2 separate regions of the Homo sapiens genome follow, and region 1 is linked to region 2. A link is an interaction called in ENCODE POLR2A ChIA-PET data of the cell type or tissue named here. Cell type or tissue: B cell. All regions are shown on one strand. Region 1 overlaps TNPO3 (transportin 3). Region 2 overlaps TNPO3 (transportin 3).

What was found. ChIA-PET counts read pairs that join two places held together with the same protein. Peaks named below come from ENCODE experiments on the same cell type or tissue, not always from the same donor. Only the 100,000 strongest peaks of a DNase experiment are listed, where the experiment ranks them.
Region 1: POLR2A ChIA-PET joins it to region 2 with 5 read pairs; 6 of 35 experiments call an interaction of 5 or more read pairs at or near these places.

What each region holds. Positions count from the first base shown.
Region 1 is chr7:129,041,515-129,044,014 of GRCh38, forward strand. All of the region lies in intron 1 of TNPO3 (transportin 3), which reads right to left. Among named protein-coding and RNA genes, the nearest start is that of TNPO3, 12 kb to the right of the region's middle. In B cell, no CTCF peak of the experiment used is centred here; no DNase peak of the experiment used is centred here; H3K27ac peaks cover 720 bases.
Region 2 is chr7:128,973,743-128,976,242 of GRCh38, forward strand. TNPO3 (transportin 3) reads right to left here. Exons shown (of 23, transcript NM_012470.4): 17 at 2,077-2,193; 18 at 1,126-1,220. Among named protein-coding and RNA genes, the nearest start is that of IRF5, 37 kb to the left of the region's middle. In B cell, no CTCF peak of the experiment used is centred here; no DNase peak of the experiment used is centred here.

The sequences.
Region 1 (2,500 bases), 68 kb after region 2:
AAGGAAAAGGGATTCTTTATAAGGAGAGAATAAAGCACTTACACTTCATAGGACTTTCTAGCCACAGATGCCAGGTGCTACCCACTGAAATCCAGGCTTGGACTAAGCTCCACATTTCTGAAAGGACCATCTCAACTGAAGCCTGGGGCTCAGAGTCAGCAGGAGGAAGCTGCAGCTCCCACTAGCAGCACATTTCAAAGAGGCTGCAACAAGAGAACATTTTCCATTTAAGCATCTAATTCCAATCTTCCATTTCACAAAGCAGTAGCAGAACAGGCCTTTATATCAGTCTTTTCAAAAGATATTTCCATGACTATGTGATGAATATGAGGCAGGCTATGGCCCAGCAATCCTTTCACTAACATGCTCTAAGCCCTTCATTATACTTCACAGCAGATCCTAAAGTACTTGCTCCCTTTTTTGTTTAATGGTGCACTGTTGCTCCAAGACTCACTTCTATACTAACATTTCTAAAACTGCCAAATCAACCAAAATCACTGAGCAGGCCCTCAACAATGCAAGCACACACCCAGACAGGCGCCTAAGGACTCATTAGCTGCCAAGAATTAGAAGCAGATTACAGCTGCTAGTTAATCCTACACAAAAACTCCTCAAATTAAGCAGAATTACCTAAAATACTTCACTGAGTACCAAAGAGCTCTGGCAAATAGAAAATAAAGTTCTGGAAATACAGATAATTCAATAACACTTGAAAAGTAACATAAGTGTCAGGTTGCTGCATTTTTTAAGCATTTCGATGAGTGAACGATATTATTTACTAAATGAAGATTTTCAAAGATTTATAGTATATTGGGGAAAGTTCTGGGAAGGAAGACTACATCAGAACACAGAGTAAAAAGAACTCTTAAAAAGAAAACTACAAATCGGTCAAACAAAACAATATTTTAGATATATGCCCTGCAACCATGTGGTATAGAGCTAGAAAAGTCAGAATTTCCCATATCAAGAAAAAATCATTTTCATGAGACGGGTAAAGAAAGAACAAGTCTAATTTACCTCAAACAGAAAAAGTAATTTTTTAAGTCATCAACTACCTTAACTTCTTTTATCTAATCCTTTATGAGAATTTTACAAAACGAGATAAATTGCTAGATTTGTTACAACAAATTACTTCTTGATAATTTTCTCGGACAGTGGGAAGAAAAATGGTTTGAAAGGATACTAATTAAGAAAAAAATAAACTGAGGGGCACATAAGATAACCATCACTACCTAAAAATATTTTTCAATATAACTTCTTTTGCAAGATGGCCTGAAACACAGAAACCAAGATGAAATCAAACTTAGCTAATATCTTCACCAAAGCAGTGATAAAACAACTCCCATCCTCCAAAAAAAAAAAAAAAAATTGTAAAAGAAAAGTAATCATAAATCTCCTAGCAAGCTCCCAGATTCACAAAATACACTTGGGTATACATAAATACATTTTCTAGAAGCAAAAAAGTTCCCTTATAGAGGTAAGTTCAGTCAACTTACATTTTCACAGCCATCTCCATAAGAGCTAAATATATAATCAAAAGGAAAACAAGTATTTTCCTTAGGAGGAAAGATATTCGTAGCTAAAAACAATTACTTAAAAGGAAGGGTCAGGTGCAATGACACACACCTGTCATCTCAGCACCTTGGGAGGCCAAGGTGGGAGGATCACCTGAGACCAGAAATTCTACACCAACCTGGGCAACATAGCAAGACCCAGTCTTTACAGGAAAAAAAAAAAAATTAGCAGGATGTGATGGTGCGCACCTTTGGTCTCAGCTTCAGGGGGTGGGGGTAGGGGACTGAGGTGGGAAGATCACTGAAGCCCTAGTTACAGTGAGCTGTGATCCTGCCACTGCACTCCAGACTGCGTGACAGAGTGAAACCCTATCTCTAAAATAAACTGAAATTGAATCAAAATAAAAGAAAGGAATCAATAAGGCCAATGACAGCACTGCACAGTGGGGTCTTCCCGGATTCTTTGAAATCCCAGAAGTTCTGAGACAAGCATTTTTAAATAATCCTATATCATAATGACCTCTGACAAATGAATTTTGGCTGAACTACATAGTTGTTGGTCACACATAAGATGGTACTAAGATATCTTGCCCCAATTTTTTCATGACAAGAATCCCTATCCAAAATAATAATCCTCAATTACCTATGAATGTTGGTATTAATCTCAAGAATGGCCCTGAAAAAGACAAATAAATTTAGATCCATAAAGCCAACTTCAGTTGGGAATGACCAAGTCAAGCATTACTCGATAATCTTTTCACTGTGGGCCTTATTTATACTAGGCAGTCTTGCTTTAAAAATAGAAAATGCCAAGCTTGAAACCATTTCATTTGAAACAAATGGTTAGCCCATGCAAAGGCTTCCTGAAAGCCAAAATACAGAAAATTTATCTTCTTTCAACACTGGTCTCTATTTCTGCCTACCTGCTCAGTTTTATAACCCATATAAACCAGATGAGAATTCTATTGTACATACAAAGCATATGT
Region 2 (2,500 bases):
AAAAAAAAAAAAAAAAAAAAGAAAACAGAGGGTGACAGCCCATCCAACAATTCTATCAACTGAAAAAAAAAAAAAAAGAAAAGGAAAAAAAAAGGGTTTTTCTAACCTATCCAAAAACTAACAAAAAAAAAGGGTTCAATATTCAATCCTGCCAGGTACGGTGGCTCACGCCTGTAATCCCAGGACTTTGGGAGGCCAAGGTGGGCGGATCACCTGAGGCCAGGAGTTTGAGACCAGCCTGATCAACATGGCAAAACCCCGTCTCTACTAAAAATACAAAAATTAGCTGGGCATGGTGGTGGGCACCTGTAATCCCAACTACTCGGGAGGCTGAGGTAGGAGAATCACTTGAACCCAGGAGGCAGAGGTTGCAGTGAGCCGAGATCATGCCATTGCACTCCAGCCTGGGCAACAGAGTGAGAGTCCATCTCAAAAAAGAAAAAAGAAAAAAAATCAATCCTAAGATGAAACAATCAAGTCAACATTACTTTGCATTTGTAAATGATATAACAGTTGGGCTTTTGTTGTTTCGAAAATAATGATTTTTCTTTTTTTTTTTTTTTTAATGCTGATATGGTAACAGTTTTGGTTCAAATTCCTTAGTTAGGGACTAAGGAATTCAAGCAGAAGTTTGGCAATCATATTATCAGTGCTACTGATAAAGTAGGCTGTGAGTAGAGCTGAGAAATACAGTATGAGATAACTGCTAAGGCATCTTAAAATCCCAAACATTCTTTATTCCGAAACTGATTATATCTAAAGGATGCTAAGCTTCTCAAAGAGAAGGTTGAGGTGAAACATGAAATCGCAACAGCACGAACAGTTAAAACCTACAGAGGACTGTAGAGATGATCTAGTCAAGTGTTTTGCCAGGCACACTGCATTGTCTTGTGTGTGAGCCCTCCTTCCTGGCAGGAACTCAGCTCCTTTATCCCTTGCTTCCCGCAATACTCTGCGTCACTGCTGGGGATATATCAGCTTGCAATTTACCTTTGGGTTATGAATCATTAATCTACTTACTCCAGTGACTTCATTTTACAAGAATAAAACAACCAAGGGTCAGATGGCAAGACTAAGCAGTGATAGGATGAGCAATTAAGAAATGGGCTCTTCAGAAGGATTTACCTGGTGGCTAGCCGGAACAGGTCATCTACAGTGTCAGGGTGATTCTGGAGACCATTCTGCTGTTCTAGGAGCTGAAAGGTGGGGATGCACAGTGCCTAAAACAAAACAGTGATTTTAAAAGAAATGCTTTTTCAGAAATGCCACAGCATTCAGACTTGCCAAATATTTATTACAATAAGTACAAAAGGAACAAAGAAGAAAAGCACAGCTGGGAAAAGAAAAAGATTGTAATGAGAATCTGATCAGGAAAAGAAACACATAAATCCTTCCCAGTTGACATAAACAGTTTTCACCTATGAAGTCCACATTTAAGAAAGGGTTGAGAAAACAGATTTTAGCTGATAAAACTCAACAGATGTCATCTCAAAGTTTTAGAAATTTCTGAAAGCAAAGATTCTATTTAGGTATAGTCCACTAAGGGAGTGGAAGTTTTTATAATAATTATGAAATATCAATTTTAAATGAAAAGACATCTTGGGAAAAGAAACAACATTCTTCAACTCAATATTCCCCTCTGTGGCTGGAAGGGAGGGAAAAGCAGTATCTGAGGAGCTGTTTCCAATGCTATTATTAATTCTAAAACCCTCCCTGCTGCTAAGTAAACTAGTCAGTTGGCTGTTCCAGGCAAGAAGTTAAAAATACAATAATGCTTGAGCTTAGAGATTCATTTTTCTCACCTCCTCCCCCCTCCAAACACCCTATCTCTGGAAGAGCATAAACCAGGCAGTAACATGTAATAATCATTACACTCATGTGGTCAGTCTCTCATTCTCTCAAACAGGCCTGTTCAGAGAACAACTGGGAAGCTTCCACCTCCCTGTTATTAGGAAATCAACATGCCTGGGGGAAAACATAAAGAAGCAACAGAATTAAAGACATGGTAAAGAATACGCTGCTAGGCCTTCAGACCCTCTAGGCCTGATGCGTCTACACTCCTCATGGAAAAGATACCTGGAGCATGTCTAGCAGTCCCTGCCGACAGCCTTCTTCCATGCCATATTCATCCACAAGGATACTGCCAAGGTACAGGAAGCAGGAATGCTGATGTACGTGGTACACATTCACCATCTGTTGAGGGAAAAAACAATTAGTTCAATGCTTCGTCCTTCAAAAAGTACCAACTTACGAAGCTGTCTCCAGGAAGAAATTCAGAGATAGATTGGCTTCTTCTCTTTAAGGCAACATAGTATAAAGCTTCTTAGCACTATTTTGTGAAACACAGGGCTCAATATCTCAATGATTTTCAGGTTCTCTATTCTTCCAACCCTTTGACCTTTCATCTTCCCAAGACAATGCTGTATAAGAGTTAAAGCTAGAAGCTATCAGGGAACTCATGGATTATTTGCAAAACCCCAGCACAGAATATTTCATCCAG